Linked DNA regions of Homo sapiens: region 2 is linked to region 1. Evidence: read pairs that join two places in POLR2A ChIA-PET (ENCODE). Cell type or tissue: OCI-LY7. All regions are shown on one strand.

Region 1 (8,000 bases):
AATAGCATGGGGTTTGGAGTCAAATCCAAGTTCTATCATTTACACTTGATGGCATTTTGATGACAGATAATTTGCTTAAATCCTCTATATGTGCATTTAAATTTGTATAGCTATTGCCAATCTGCAAATTGCTCTCCATTGACAATGTACCAGTTTACACTCAGATTACACACCGGAGAGGTGATGGGCCCGTTGTCTCACGCTCATCACACATGGTGTACTCTCAAACTTTGGGTTGCTTGCAAATATGAAATGTAGAAGAAGCTATCCCAGTGGAGTTTTCATTTGCTTTTTCTTCAATATGAGTGAGGTTGTGCATCTTTTCATCTATTTAAGGGCTACGAGTATTTCTATAAACCATCCTTTCTATCTTTTGCTTATGTTTTATTGGGTGTGTGTGTTTCCTTATTTATTTGTGTGATTTGCTTATATATGACAAAATTAGTCTTCTTCCTGAGTATAGGTTTCAAATACTTCCCCCGATTTGTTTTCTGACTTCTGACTTGGTTAATGGTGGTGACTTTTAAACATGCAGATCTTTTAAATGTAGTCAAATATATCAATCTTATTCTTTATGGCTTCTCTGTTTGTGTCATACTTAGCCCTTTCCCACTCAGAGATTCTAAACCCTAAGCAGCAGCGGGTGGGATGGGGTGGAGTGGGATGGTGAGGGATGGGAATGATGTTCTCTTCTAGGTTTTTTAGGGATTTATTTTCACATTTAAATCTTTAATCCACTGGAATTTATTTTTGTGTAACAAGTGAGGTATTGGATCCAAGTTTCTCTTCCCCCAAGTAGCTTCCTACTTGTCCTAGATTCTTTTATTAAATAATCCATATTTTCTCCACTTATTTAAAACCTAGTTAACTTTTGAAAGAATACACGAAGGTCCATGACTTCTAAATTTGGCAGCAGGAGGAGGTCTAAGCTGCAGAATGTTAGATGAGGCTCTTAGCTCTTTCTGAATTGTATCTGTTGTTATTTGGAAAAAGAAGAAATAAAAGTGCATTGATCTGAAAATTTAATTCAACAAATAGCTGTGTGGGAGAGTGGAAACAACACAGGCTCTTAAGTTAGAAAACCTGACTTCACTTCTCATATTGACTAATTGTGGGGAAGTCATGCAACTGCTGTGTGCCTCAGCTTTCGCCTCTGTAAAAATGGACCTAATAATGGCATCTATGCCATAATATGCTGTGCAGTTAAAGTGCATTGGTGCTTTATAAACTGTACAGGACTACAGGCACATGAGCTGTTATCTGAATTTTTACAAGGTGGTACAGCATTGCCAGTTAACTTATACAACACAATTCTATATTTGTGAATGTTTCACCATTCTTGAAATCCTTTCAGCTTCTTTGAAGATGATTAGCTTCTTTCTCCTTGCTGGGGAGTATTCTGGGTTTGCTATTTTTAGTTTGCTTAAATGTGTTTTCTGACAGCTTCTGAGTGGCAGTGGGGGGTTGGTAGGAAAGGAAGAGGTGACCGGGAAGTTAGAATCATCCACTGGGTTTCGAGGGAGAGGGAGCTGAGGCCGCACCTGGAAGAATGATCTGGAAGGAGGTAGAAAATAGGAAACCATAGGGAGAGTGAATTAGCTTATTTAGAATCTTGTATATATAATGATTATCTAGTTAAACTTTTGTTTTATAATTTATAGCAAAGTTTTGTGGACAGTACAGAAGAATGGTGAGAGTCAGTTAATGCAGTGATCGAATCACAATCCCTCTTCTTATTAATAGTTATTTAACCTCTCCAAAGCCTTTTTCTCATCTGTGCCCAAGGGATTATAAAGATTGAATGAGACAACATTCATTTCTCATGCTTATGTGACTCTAGATAGGAGGTTGGAGTGGGCAATTGAGAACAAAGTGTAAATTCATGATGGTGACTTGTGTTTGCCCTTGGGAGATGCAGTAGAAATTGTCTGCAATCGAGAGGTGCAACTGGAATCTGGACACTCACTCTTCCCCATCCCATAGACAAATGCTCTACCTCACTTCAAAGGCAACAGAAGCCTAGGAGGAAGAAGATGCCTCTAATACCCTGTCAAGTTTGCAAGAAAGGACATGGGATGATGACTCCATTATCACAGGGGAAGGAAAAATGTCCAGGTGACAAGGGGTGGGGACAATGAGTGGGGGCTTAAGGGGGAGGGGGCATCCATGGGACCAGCAGAAGGATTGGGAGAAAGTGAAAACAGATATGGGTCACTAATTGAAGAAAAATGTGACTGTGATTTAATTTGTTGGAACCAGAAAAACCTGCTCTTCAGAGTTCTCTTCTGCAAGCCTGGCCTTATCAATACATCAATCTGGTCATCCATCCATCACATGGTGGCTGCTGTCAATCATGGTTCCCTGCGCTGGAGCCCTCCACACGCAGTATTACAAATGCTCCCAGCCCTGAGGGAAAGGTGGCTCTAAAATTCCTTTTCTGTCGAGCACATTTTGCGTATGCTTATTAAGTTTTAAAAATTTGGAAACAAGTTACCCAAAACATCCCACTCATCAGTTGGTCCTGGTGCTGTAACGAATTACAACAATATTTTCTCTCTGTCAATGATGGTAAGTGAATTCTCAAGAAGTATACTGGAAACCAGCACAGGATACTTTGGCCTTTTTGATGGGGGTCACGTGATTTAATTTTCATGGTGAATTTTGGTTAATTCTATACTAGTCTAGAGAATTGTACGTGTGTCCGTGTGTGTGTGCTCTCATGAATAAAAACCCACCCACAGAGCCCGCTCCATGGACCTGGACCTGTGCAGTCACAGAGGGCCCTACATTCAGAAGACTCTCACCTTGTCTCACAATTTGAAGAAGGGGACTCACATCTTCATTTTGCACTGGATCTCACAACATACATAGCCAGTCCTGCTCTCCATGAAATATTGGACTTTGTTCAAAAACACAAGCAAGTTTTTATGTTTTAATTTAATTTAATTAATTAATTTATTTAGAGATGAAGTTTCGCTGTGGAGTGCAGTGGCCTGATCTCGGCTCACTGCAACCTCTGCCTCCTGGGTTCAAGTGATTCTCCTGCCTCAGCCTCCCGAGTAGCTGGGATTACAGGCGCCTGCCACCAGGCCCGGCTTATTTTTTGTATTTTTAGTAAAGATGTGGTTTCATCATGTTGGCCAGGCTGGTCTCGAACTCCCAACCTCAGGTGATCCACCCACCTCGGCCTCCCAAAGTGCTGGGATTACAGGCGTGAGCCACCATGCCTGGCCACAAGCAAGTTTTAAAAAATTTGATAGTTATCAGTATTATTAAAATACCTACCATTCAGGGATATAGAAAAATCATATACCAATGCATACAGGGAAAAATGCTTCATCATGCCAGTATACACAAACATCATGAATCTTGAAAGAACAGCAGTAAAGAAATGGTTTTGTTTTGAAAGGATAAAAAAAACTATAGTTAATTTTTTTTGTTTGGGAGTATTAATTCTCACTATATCATATCCTGCTGTTAGAGGAAGTGAGAGAGAAACGAAAAGACTGAGAACAGAAGATCAGTCAAGGGTATAGAAAAGAAACAGAGAGGAATCAAGGAGTGGGAGATTGAAATGAATCAAGCACTAAGCCCTGTCGTCTTCTTTTGATGCAAAAAAGCAATTTGCATGGTCACTCCTTCTGATGGGGTCACCCTGATACTGATTTATCGGGGACACAGTTTATGTACTATCTTCACAGCATGCTTTTAAAATTTTTGTTCATCTGGGCTTGCTTTGAAAGAGACTAGAAACCTCATCGTGGAGATCTCTTTGGGTCGCTGGACTCAAAGTAAAACCAAGCTGTGCAGGAGGTTTTGATCTTTGAACTTTCCCTATGGTTGCAGGCTTGCCTTAATCTGTAATAATAAAGTTTTAAAAATAAGTTAACCTCTTTTCTTATATGGTGCAAATATATCTTTCTCCACTAAAGTTTCAGTGTTGCTTTTCTTTTGTGGCCCCTGCCATTTCTTTCACCTTTTCTTTTAAACAGATACATGTTCACTAAAAAAAAACGACTCTGTTGCTTTAAGAAGAAAAAAGTTACACTCGGTCAGTCTGAAAATGCAACACCTGGCGCCCATATTTAGAAATGTTAAAACACACACACATACATACACACACACATTAGCCTTTGGCACTGAACTGTGCAAAACATTACAGGAAGCTCATTGCTTAAGGGCAGTTGAGTTTAATCATTTATTTGTAAGTCAGTTGTTTGGTACTTAAAAGCACTTTTTCCCATAGAAGCAAAGCTATAAATGGTGTTTTGGTCCCCAGGCTCAAAAGACTGTTGGAGAAACGTCTGCCCTGGAGATGAAAATAGAAAATGATTCTGTGCTGATACAGTAATTGAGCCAAAAAGAAAAGCTAACAAAGCAAGGAATGGTTGGCCTTGAATGCTTATACTGGAAGAGGAATGGATTTCACCTGATGTTGTGGTGGAGGCAGCTGGGGATTTCCAAGGTGCCTGTGGGTCCTTCCAATGGCCCAGGCTCTTTGCGTGTTCAGTTTAAAGCCTGGGCATGTTCTTCATCCTCCACACCAGTCTGCATTCAGCAGTGCTTTTGTGTCGCTCCCATGTTTGGGTTCTATTTTGGCTCAGAATGGTAAAGAGAGTGAGAGAGGAAGGGAAATCTTTCTAGGGTGTCTAGGGTGTTGGAAAAAGGGTGGAGTAAAGGAACCCAGGTGACCTTGTGGTACCTTAGCTCTCTGTGTTCCTTTGGAATGGAACATCTTCTCTGTGCTCCTCTAGCCACACAGGAAACCTATTTGGATGTAAAGGTCCAGCTCACGTATGTCCTCTTCTCTGGGAGTCTGTCCCTAATTTTCTGAACTTCCCCAGTGCAGCTTTTCCATATGTCTGTGAAAGCACACTTTACATCATTTGGTTATTATTTATTTGTATATGTCTCCTCCATTTGACTAGGAACCCCTCAAAAGGAAGAAATAAATTCATTTTTTAAAAAATCTCAGGAACCTACACAACCTATAAATGCATGCTCCATTCATCTAAGTTGGAGCCAAGCTGTGAGCATTAAAAAAAAACAGGCCTGAGGGAGAAGACAGCGGGGACATCATCCCACCAAAAAGAGAGGTTGGGGGTTATGGGGAAGAGATCTGCACCAGAACCTGCCCATCTCACCCCATTTACCAGAGCTTCATTGGTCCAGAACCACATGCCTCTTATCAATGAGGAATGAAAGAAGGAGCCCTTGAGACCATGTGTAAGCTACTGCTTGACAACTATGGTGGATATACTTTGACGTTTCCCCAGCAGCCATTTTTCCCTTCTTCCAGTGACATCTCCTGATAGTCATGGAGTGATCACCCTATATATATAGGCTTGGGTGTGTACTAACCTAGCTCTAGGATGGAGGATAGGGTATTACTTTCCCTCTGGCTTTGGTGTTTGGCTCAGAGATGGAAAGACAGACAAAATATCCAATCAGGGTGAATCTCATTACTTTTGAGGGTGCCATCTTTATCCTGCTGTACTTGAACCTGAGGGGCTGTGAGTCCGGGGCAGCTGGAATGGTGGTGGTGAATATTTAACAACTGGCTCTCGAAAAACAACTCTGATTTGTAGCATTTGCCAATTCGTGTGGTGGAAACACTTCCGTCATGCTGATTTCAAGCTCTAACATAATGTTGCTGACCATCATAGTATTTCCATTGTAGACGTAAGTACAATAGATGAAACTCACCTCAAGAGCATAGAAAATATAAAATGTAAAATAGGAAGACATGAATTTTGAGTATTTATAACATTTTAAAAATATAATTTATTGAATTATAATCTTATATAATTTATTTTTTTCAAATAATGGCTGTGTTAACAATAGATTCACAAACTTTCTGAAAATTTAACAATTTTCTCTGAATAGTTGATATGAGCTAGATCCAGCAGCACACTGAGCCAGAGCCAGCTGGCCACCTTTAAGGAATAAATTAGCTACGACTCACACAGAGTGAAAAAAAATGGTCCTAGCCATAGTGTTTGGTTCCTAAACTCTGCAGCCTGCTCAGATGCAGCACATTTGGATATACCAACAATTTCCTTTTTTTAAATCCAGCCTGAGTTGGGCTGTTACTTGCAGTTAAAAGAGTCCTAAATGAAACACAAATATTTTTTATATGTTTGACATTTGTAAGTAAAACTACCATCTTACAGTATATAGCAGGTTTGATGCAGGACAGGCAAGCCCTCAAATTGGGGCTTAGCCTGGGAGCCTTCTTGGCGTCACCTAGGAAAGAATTCAAGGGTGAGCCAGTGGTGTTAAACTGCAACTTTTATTGAAGCAGCGGTGTACAGCAGCAGCAGAGGTTCTACGCCATAGGCAGTGTGCCCAGAGCATCAGCTCAGAGATAGTGCAGCATTCATATTTATGCCCACTTTTAGGCGTGGTTTATGCAGAAATTTCTAGGATGAGGATGGTAACTTCCAGGTTGTCGGGTCATTGCCATGGAAAGGGGCAGTAACCTTTGAGTGTTGCCATGGCAACTGTAAACTGACACAGCACACTGTTGGGCGTGCCTTAGCGGGAGGTGCTTCTGCCACGCACCTGTTTTAGCTAGTCCCTCAATTTGGTCTGGTGTCAGAGCACCGCCTCCAGAGTCCAGTCCCACTTCCTACCCCAGGTTGAATGATAGTCCTCCAAAAGATAAGTCTACTGCCTAACACTTAGAACCTGTGAATGTGACATTTTTTGGAAAGCGAGTATTTGCAGATTTGATTATATTAAGGATGCCAATTTGAGATTATCCTGGATTAAGTGGGTGGGCCCTAAATTCAGTAACAAGTGTCCTGATAAGCAACACAGAGGAGAGACTTGGAGAGAAGTGAGAAGACCATGTGAAGACAGAGGCAGGGATTTGAGGTATACAGCCACAAGCCAAGGAGTGGCTGGAGCCACAAGGAGCTGGAAGAGACAAAGAAGGATTCTTCTCCAGAGCCTTTGGAGGAAGCATGGCCCTACTGACACCTTGATTTCAGACTTCTGGTCTCCAGAACTGTGAGACAATAAATTTCTGTTTTTTTAAGTCACCATATCTGTGGTCATTTGTTATGGCAGCTGTAAGGAACTTATACAAAGCAGTTATATTTTACCTGTACACAAAGTATGTTTCCAATTTTTACTGTAATTTAAAAATAAATCCAAAGATCTTAAGATTTTAAGATTCTTTAAATTTAGGAACATTTTTTAAGTGGATATGATAATCACCCAGAGAGAATCACACTTAGACTTAATGTATCAGTGTGTTTTCCTTTGTGTTTGTGTGCGAGATTATAAAACCTGAATCAAACTATATGGACAGTTTCAGGCCCTGCCCTTTTTTTTTTTTTTTTTTTTGGTCCATTGTAAAGATTTTCCTATATGGTTATAGATTATTTGAAAACACTGTTTTTAATGGCTGCAGAGCATTCCACTTACGGCTATATCATAATTTATGAAGTTATTATATTATTGTTGAATGTTTACATCGTTTCTAATTCTATACTGGTATAAATAATTCTACACTTAGGAAAAATTAATAAAATTTTATATTTTTCTTTTAAGCATATGAACATTTTAAGAATCCTGATACCTAGAACCAAACTGCCTTCTAGGAAGTTTCTATCAATTTGTTGTCCTGTCAGTGGCAAGAGCACCCATTTAACAATGCCTTTGCCAAACCTGAATTTTATAACTTTTTAAAAGCTTACTTTGGTAGGTTAAAAAATCAGTGGTATTTTATACTTGGTTTAATTTGTGTTTCTTTGGTTTAGTGGGATTGTGAGCTAGTTTATATTTTTATCAGCCATCTGGATCTCTTCTCTTGTGAATTAACCTTTTGTGTTCTTTGCTCATTTTTCTATTGGAATATTAGCCAGTTACTTATTGATTTGAAAGACAGTAATGTTATAGAATATCTAAAAAGATTTCTTCATAAAAAGTGGCTTTCTATAAATATTTGTTACACTTTATATACCGGGTCTTCTCATTTGTAAAAAAGCAGA
Region 2 (8,000 bases), 110 kb after region 1:
TATAAACACCTCTACACAAATAAACTAGAAAATCTAGAAGAAATGGATAAATTCCTGGACACATATACCCTCCCAAGACTAAACCAGGAAGAAGTGAATCCCTGAATAGACAAATAACAGGCTCTGAAATTGAGGCAATAATTAATAGCCTACCAACCAAAAGAAGTCCAGGACCAGACAGATTCACAGCCAAATTCTACTAGAGGTACAAAGAGGAGGTGGTACCATTCCTTCTGAAACTATTACAATCAATAGAAAAAGAGGGAATCCTCCCTAACACTTTTTATAAGGCCAGCATCATCCTGATACCAAAGCCTGGCAGAGACACAACAAAAACAATTTTAGAGCAATAGCCTTGATGAATATCGATGCAAAAATCCTCAATAAAATACTGGCAAACCGAATCCAGCAGCACATCAAAAAGCTTATCCACCATGATCAAGTTGGCTTCATACGTGGGATGCAAGGCTGGTTCAACATATGCAAATCAGCAAACATAATCCATCACATAAACAGAAGACAAAAATCACACGATTACCTCAATAGATGCAGAAAAGGCCTGCAACAAAATTCAACAGCCTTCATGCTAAAAACTCTCAATAAACTAGGTATTGATGGAACATATCTCAAAATAATAAGAGCTATTTATGACAAACCCACAGCCACCATCATACTGAATGGGCAAAAACTGGAAGCATTCCCTTTGAAAACTGGCACAAGACAGGGATGCCCTCTTTCTCACCACTCCTATTCAACATAGTGTTGGAAGTTCTGGCCAGGGCAATCAGGCAAGGCAAAGAAATAAAGGGTATTCAATTAGGAAATGAGGAAGTCTAACTGTCCCTGTTTGCAGATGACATTATTGTATATCTAGAAAACCCCGTTGTATCAGCCCCAAATCTCCTTAAGCTGAGAAGCAACTTCAGCAATGTCTCAGGATACAAAATCAATGTGCAAAAATCACAAGCATTCCTATACACCAATAACAGACAGGCAAATCATGAGTGAACTCCCATTCACAATTGCTTCAAAGAGAAGAAAATACCTAGGAATCCAACTTACAAGGGATGTGAAGGACCTCTTCAAGGAGAACTACAAACCACTGCTCAATGAAATAAAAGAGGACACAAACAAATGGAAGAACATTCCATGCTCACAGAGAGGAAGAATCAATATCATGAAAATGGCCATACTACCCAAGGTAATTTATAGATTCAATGCCATCCCCATCAAGCTACCAATGACTTTCTTCACAGAACTGGAAAAATTATTTTAGAGTTCATATGGAACCAAAAAAGAGCCCGCATTGCCAAGACAATCCTAATCAAAAAGAACAAAGCTGGAGGCATCACGCTACCTGACTTCAAACTATACTACAAGGCTACAGTAACCAAAACAGAATGGTACTGGTACCAAAACAGATAGACCAATGGAACAGAACAGAGGCCTCAGAAATAACACCACACATCTACAACCATGTGATCTTTGACACACCTGACAAAAACAAGAAATGGGGAAAGGATTCCCTAATTAATGGTGCTGGGAAAACTGGCGAGCCATATATAGAAAGCTGAAACTGGATCCCTTCCTTACACCTTAGACAAAAATTAATTCAAGATGGATTAAAGACTTACATGTTAGACCTAAAACCATAAAAACCCTAGAAGAAAACCTAGGCAATACCATTCAGGACATAGGCATGGGCAAGGACTTCATGACTAAAACACCAAAAGCAATGGCAACAAAAGCCAAAATTGACAAATGGGATCTAATTAAACTAAAGAGCTTCTGCACAGCAAAAGAAACTACCATCAGAGTGAACAGGCAACCTACAGAATGGGAGAAAACTTTTGCAATCTATCCATCTGACAAAGGGCTAATATCCAGAGTCTACAAAGAACTTAAACAAATTTACAAGAAAAAATCAAACAACCCCATCAAAAAGTGGGTGAAGGACATGAATAGACACTTTTCAAAAGAAGACTTTTATGCAGCCAACAGACACATGAAAAAGTGCTCATCATCACTGGCCATCAGAGAAATGCAAATCAAAACCACAATGAGATACCATCTTACACCAGTTAGAATGGCAATCATTAAAAAGTCAGGAAACAACAGGTGCTGGAGAGGATGTGGAGAAATAGGAACACTTTTACACTGTTGGTGGGAGTGTAAACTAGTTCAACCATTGTGGAAGACAGTGTGGCAATTCCTCAAGGATCTAGAACTAGAAATACCATTTGTCCCAGCCATCACATTACTGGGTATATACCCAAAGAATTATAAATCATGCTGCTATAAAGACACATGCACATGTACGTTTATTGCGGCACTATTCACAATAGCAAAGACATGGAACCAACCCAAATGTCCATCAGTGATAGACTGGATTAAGAAAATGTGGCACATATACACCATGGAATACTATGCAGCCATAAAAAAGGATGAGTTCATGTCCTTTGTAGGGACATGGATGAAGATGGAAACCATCATTCTGAGCAAACTATCGCAAGGACAGAAAACCTAACACCGCATGTTCTCACTCATAGGTGGGAAGTGAACAATGAGAACACTTGGACACAGGCAGGGAACATCACACACTGGGGCCTATTGTGGGGTGGGGGGAGGAGGGAGGGATAGCATTAGGAGAAATACCTAATGTAAATTACGAGTTAATGGGTGCAGCAAACCAACATGGCACATGTATACATATGTAACAAACCTGCACGTTGTGCACATGTACCCTAGAACTTAAAGTATATATAAAAAAAAAAGATGAAAAAATTGTGAAAGCTCAAGGCTGGGTACAGTGGCTCACACCTGTAATTATAGCACTTTGGGAGGCTAAGGCAGAGGATCACTTGAATTCAGGAATTTGAGACCAGGCTTAGCAACATAGCAACACTTCATCTCTATTAAAAAAAAAAAAAAAAAAAAAAAAGAGGCTGGAGCTGTGGTTCATGCCTGTAACCCCAGCATTTTGGGAGGCCAAGACAGGCAGATCACCTGAGGTCAGGAGTTTGAGATCAACCTGGCCAACAGGGTGAAACCCTCTCTCTACTAAAAATACCAAAAATCAGCCAGGCGTGATGGCAGTTGCCTGTAATCCCAGGTACTCAGGAGGCCAAATAAGGAGAATCGCTTGAACCCAGGAGGCAGAGGTTGCAGTGAGCCGAGGTTGTGCCACTGCACTCCAGCCTGAGCTAGAGAGCGAGACTCCATGTCAAAAAAAAAAAATGAAAGAAAGAAAGAAGAAGAAAAAAAGAAGAAAAGAAGAAGGATGAGGAGGAGGAGAAGGAGAAAGAGAAGGAGGAGAGGAGGAGGAGGAGGAGGAAGAAGAAAAGGAAGAAGAAGAAGAAGAAGAAGAATTGTAAAAGATTCAAAAGTGTTATTTTTTCATTCAACCAGTGAACATTTATTGAGCCTGCTGTATGTCTGTCAGTATGTATGTTAGGGTTTTGTGTGGAAGTTTCTGTGTTTTCATTCCTCTTAGAAAAAATATCTAGGAGTATAATCCTGGGTCACATAGAAAATACATGTTTATAAGAAACTGCCAAAATGTTTATAAAGTGGGTGTACTTTGGATAAACTCTATGGGGACATCAGCAATGTATGAGAGTTCAGTTGCTTCACACCCTAATCAGTACTTGATACTGTCAGTTTTAATTTTAGCCATTCTACTAGCTGTGTAGTAGTATCTTATTGTGGCTTTAATTAGCAATTTTTTGATGATTAATGATACTGAGTATCTTTTCATGTGCCCATATATCCTCTTTTTTGAGGAATCTGTTCCTTTGTCTATTTTAAAAATTAGGTTTTTTATTAAATGGTAAAAATGTTATATTTTCTAGACATAAGTCCCTTGACAGACATATGTATTGTGAATATTTTATTTTTCTTGCCTGCAGTAAACCCTATTTAACATACAGTATCCATTTTATATATTGCTGGGTTTTTAATGCTAATACATTAAGGATTTTAACATAGACATCCATAGGGAACACTGGTCTGTAGTTTTCTTTACTTACAATGTCTTCATCAAATTTTAGTATCAGGATAGTGCTGGACTCATAAAATGACATAAAAATATTCCCCTATTTTTTGAAAGAATTTGTGCAGCATTGATATTATTTATTCCTAATACATTTGATAGAGTTCACCAATGAAGCCATCTGGGCTGGAGCTTTCTTCGTGTGAAGGTTTTCAATTATGATTTCAATTTTTTAATAGATATAGGCTATTGTGATTTTCTATTTTTGTTTTGTTAATTTGTCTCTCAAGGAATTTGTCCATTTCAACTAGGATACCAAATTTATTTGTATAACATAGTCTAATATATATTCTAATATAATGCTTTTAAGATATGTCAGATCTGTAGTAATGTCCCCTCTTTAACATTTTTCTCGATTCATCTAGCTAAAGGTTTATCAATTTTATTGACCTTTGCAAAGAACCAAGTTTTCATTTCATTAATTTTCCCTATTGTTTGTCTGTTTTCTACTCATTGATTACCATAAATAATGTTATTATTTCCTTTCTTCTGCTCATTTTAGGTTTAATTTGCTCTTCTTTCCATACTTTCTTAAGATGGAAGCTTACATAATTGACTGTAAACCTTTATTGTTTTCTAATACAAGTATCTGAAGTTTAAAATGTCCCTCCAAACACTGGTTTAGTAACATTCAATGAATTGTAATATAGATTTCTCAATTTCATTCGCTTAAAAATATTTCTAAATTTCCCCTGTGACTTCTTCTTTAACTCATGGGTTAATCATAAAAGGGCTGTTTAATTTCCATGTATTCAGGAATTTTCCAAGGATTGTTCTGAGATTGATTTCTAATTGAATTCTGTTAAGGATATAACATACTCTGCATGAATTCAATCCTTTTAAATTTATTGAAACTTGTAAATTTAGTGGATGTTCTACATGGACTTGTGAAGAAGGCATAGTCTGCTAATTTCAGATGGAATGTTCTGTAAAATCATTTAGTTCAAGTTGACTGATAATATGGCTCTAGTCTTCTATGTCATTACTGATTTCTTTTTGCCTAGTTGTTCTATCAATTACTGAGAGAGGAGTATTGGAATAGCTAACTATAATTGTAGATTTGTCAATTTCTCTCTATAGTTCTGTCGCTTTTACTTCATGTATTTAGAAGCTTTGGTACTATATGCATAGACTTTTAGGATAGTTATGTCTTCTTAATGAATGGAACTCTTTATCATTGAGGTATTTCTTTTTATCCCTAGTATCATTTTTTTCTGGTCTACATTTTTTCATCCTGACAAATTTCTGCCTTTTAATTGGAGTGTTTATAACATTGATATAATTGGGTTTAAAGCTGCCATCTCTGTTTTCTATATTTTCCCACCAGTTTTTGTTTTCCATTTTGTGCCTTCTGTTGGCTTGAGGTTTTAAAATCTATTTTATCTTCAATATTCTCTTAGTAATTACATGTTTTTTACAATGGTTCCTCTAGGCTATACAATACACATATGTGACTTATCACAGTCTATCTTCAAATACAACAGTACTCCTCCATTTCCCCTTCCCTGCCTTTGTGCTACTGTTGTCATACATTTTACTCCTACATGTAATAAATCCTATAATATGTTATTATTTTTGCTTTCAATGATTTTCTTTAAAAGAAATTAAACAATGAGGGAAAAGTCCAGTGCTCTTAATTCCTTTGTGTAGATAAGATACCATTTTTCTTCTATCTAAAAAATTTCTCTTAATATTTAAGGTAGCGCAGTTGTGCTGAATTATCTTGGATTTCTCTTATGTTAAACTGTATTTGTTTTGTCTTCATTCTTGAAAGATGATTTCACTAGACATAGAATTCTAGGATGACTTATTTTTCCCTTCAATATTTTAAAAATATCATTCCACTATCTTCTGGATTGCATAGTTTCTGATGTAAGTCTGCAGTAACTCTTATCTTTGTTTCTCAACACATATGTGTACTTTCTTCCTCTGGCTTCTGTTAAATTTTTTATAACTTGCTTTCAGAAATGTGATTTTTTTTTTTTTTTTTTTGAGACAGAGACTCACTCTGTTGCCCTGGCTGGAGTGCAGTGTGGCATGATCATGGCTCACTGCAGCCTCAACCTCATGGGCTCAAGTATCCTCCCACTGCAGCCACTGAAGTAGCTGGGACTACAGGCATGCACAACTACACCTAGCTAAGTTGTTTTTATTGCTTTTTGTTTGTTTGTTTTGAGACAGAGTCTCGCTCTGTCACCCAGGCTGGAATGCAGTGGCACGATCTCAGCTCACTGCAACCTCTGCCTCCTGGGTTCAAGTGATTCTCCTGCGTCAGCCCTCCTGAGTAGCTGGGATGACAGGTGTCTGCCACCACGCCCAGCTAATTTTTGTATTTTTAGTAGAGATGGAGTTTCACCATGTTGGTCAGGCTGGTCTCAAACTCCTGACCTCAGGTGATCTTCCTGCCTTGGCTTCCCAGTGTTGGGATTACAGGCATGAGCCACTGTGCCCACCCTTGTTTTGTTTTTTTGTAGAAACAAGGTCTCACTATGTTTCCCAGGGTAGTCTGAAACTCCTGGCTCAAGTGATCCTCCCATCTCAGCCTCCCAAAATGCTGGGATTATAGGCACTCAGCCAGAAATGTGATTATGATGTGTTTGGGATGGTTTTCTTCATGCTTTTCCCGCTTGGGCTTCATGTAGCTTCTTGGACCTTTAGGTTTATCATTTTCATAAAATTTAAGGAAAATTTTCAGTTATTATTGCTTCAAATATTTTTTTCTCCCTTTTCTCCTCCTTTTCTGGGACTCCAGTTACATAAATGTTTTACTACTCAATATTGCCCTATAGTGTGGCATTCATGGAAGTGTACAGCTTGGATCTCCCTTCAAGAAAAAATTTATAGGCTGAGTGTAGTGGCTCACATCTATAACATTGCTTTGGGAAGCCAAGGCAGGAGGATCACTTGAGGCCAGGAGTCTGAGACCAGCCTGGGCAACATAGACCCTGTCTCTACAAAAACTTAAAAAATAATAATAACCAGGCAGGGTGCCATGCACCTGAAGTCCTAGCTACTCAGGAGGCAGGATTGCTTGAGCCCAGGAATTTGAGGTTACAATGATTGCACTGCACTCCAGCCTGAGAGATAGAGTAAGACCTATCTCTAAAAAACAAAAGAAAGGAAGGAGGAAAGAAAGGAAGGAAGGAAGGAAGGAAGGAAGGAAGGAAGGAAGGAAGGAAGGAAGGAAGGAAGGGAGGGAGGGAGGCAGGGAGGGAATACTTGTAATTCAGCTGCAAGGAGTGCAATTAGGTTGACAGCCACTAGCTATTAGGGCTTTCAGCATCTGTCTCAGGATTCAAGACAAATATATGGTCTTCCTGAGCACCCTTCAGTCTACATTTTTGCCCAACATGGAACTCTTCTAAAAGACAGACTTTGACCTGAAATACCCATTGGGTTGGCTGACTGTATATGAGATGCATGACAATCTGAGACTCTCTATAACCAATGTGGCTTCCACTCACCAACCCCTTTCTTTCTCCAGTTATCAGACCTGCCTTATGGTTTGCTGGCTTTTCTTAAACTCAATCCTCCTTCCTCTCCTTTAAATTTTCCCAAGCATTACTGCCCAATAAACTTCTTGCATTCCAAACTCCACGTCAGCATCTTATCCAGAAGACCCAACTGACAGAGTTAGTACCTAAAGTAGTCCAAGAAAGCAGGAAGTAAAGATGAGGTTTTGGGACCAGATTACTCATCACCCAGCTGGCAATCAGGACCCATCCTGTGGGTATGTAAGGCATGAATTGCCCCAAGTACAAAGTGGTGGCCCAGATACTAATGTCTTGCAGTGACTTATTTTTATATGTCCCCAGGCTTGATTTACTAGTCTTTATTGCATCTATATTCATAAGGAAATTTTCTTTAGATGTCTTTGGCCTCATAGAATGAGCTGGGAAGTGTACATTTCTTAATCAGCTCTGGGTGCTATAACAAAAATATCATAGAC

The links. ChIA-PET counts read pairs that join two places held together with the same protein. Peaks named below come from ENCODE experiments on the same cell type or tissue, not always from the same donor. Only the 100,000 strongest peaks of a DNase experiment are listed, where the experiment ranks them.
Region 2: POLR2A ChIA-PET joins it to region 1 with 10 read pairs; 2 of 35 experiments call an interaction of 5 or more read pairs at or near these places.

Annotation. Positions count from the first base shown.
Region 1 is chr10:96,284,042-96,292,041 of GRCh38, reverse strand. No RefSeq gene overlaps it. Among named protein-coding and RNA genes, the nearest start is that of DNTT, 16 kb to the left of the region's middle. RefSeq lists enhancers at 3,666-3,835, 4,346-4,565. In OCI-LY7, no CTCF peak of the experiment used is centred here; DNase peaks (open chromatin) are centred at 1,138, 3,541, 4,091, 6,531 and 1 weaker place; H3K4me3 peaks cover 6,056 bases; H3K27ac peaks cover 7,305 bases.
Region 2 is chr10:96,175,122-96,183,121 of GRCh38, reverse strand. It overlaps a transcript of ZNF518A not described here. Among named protein-coding and RNA genes, the nearest start is that of ZNF518A, 49 kb to the right of the region's middle. In OCI-LY7, no CTCF peak of the experiment used is centred here; no DNase peak of the experiment used is centred here.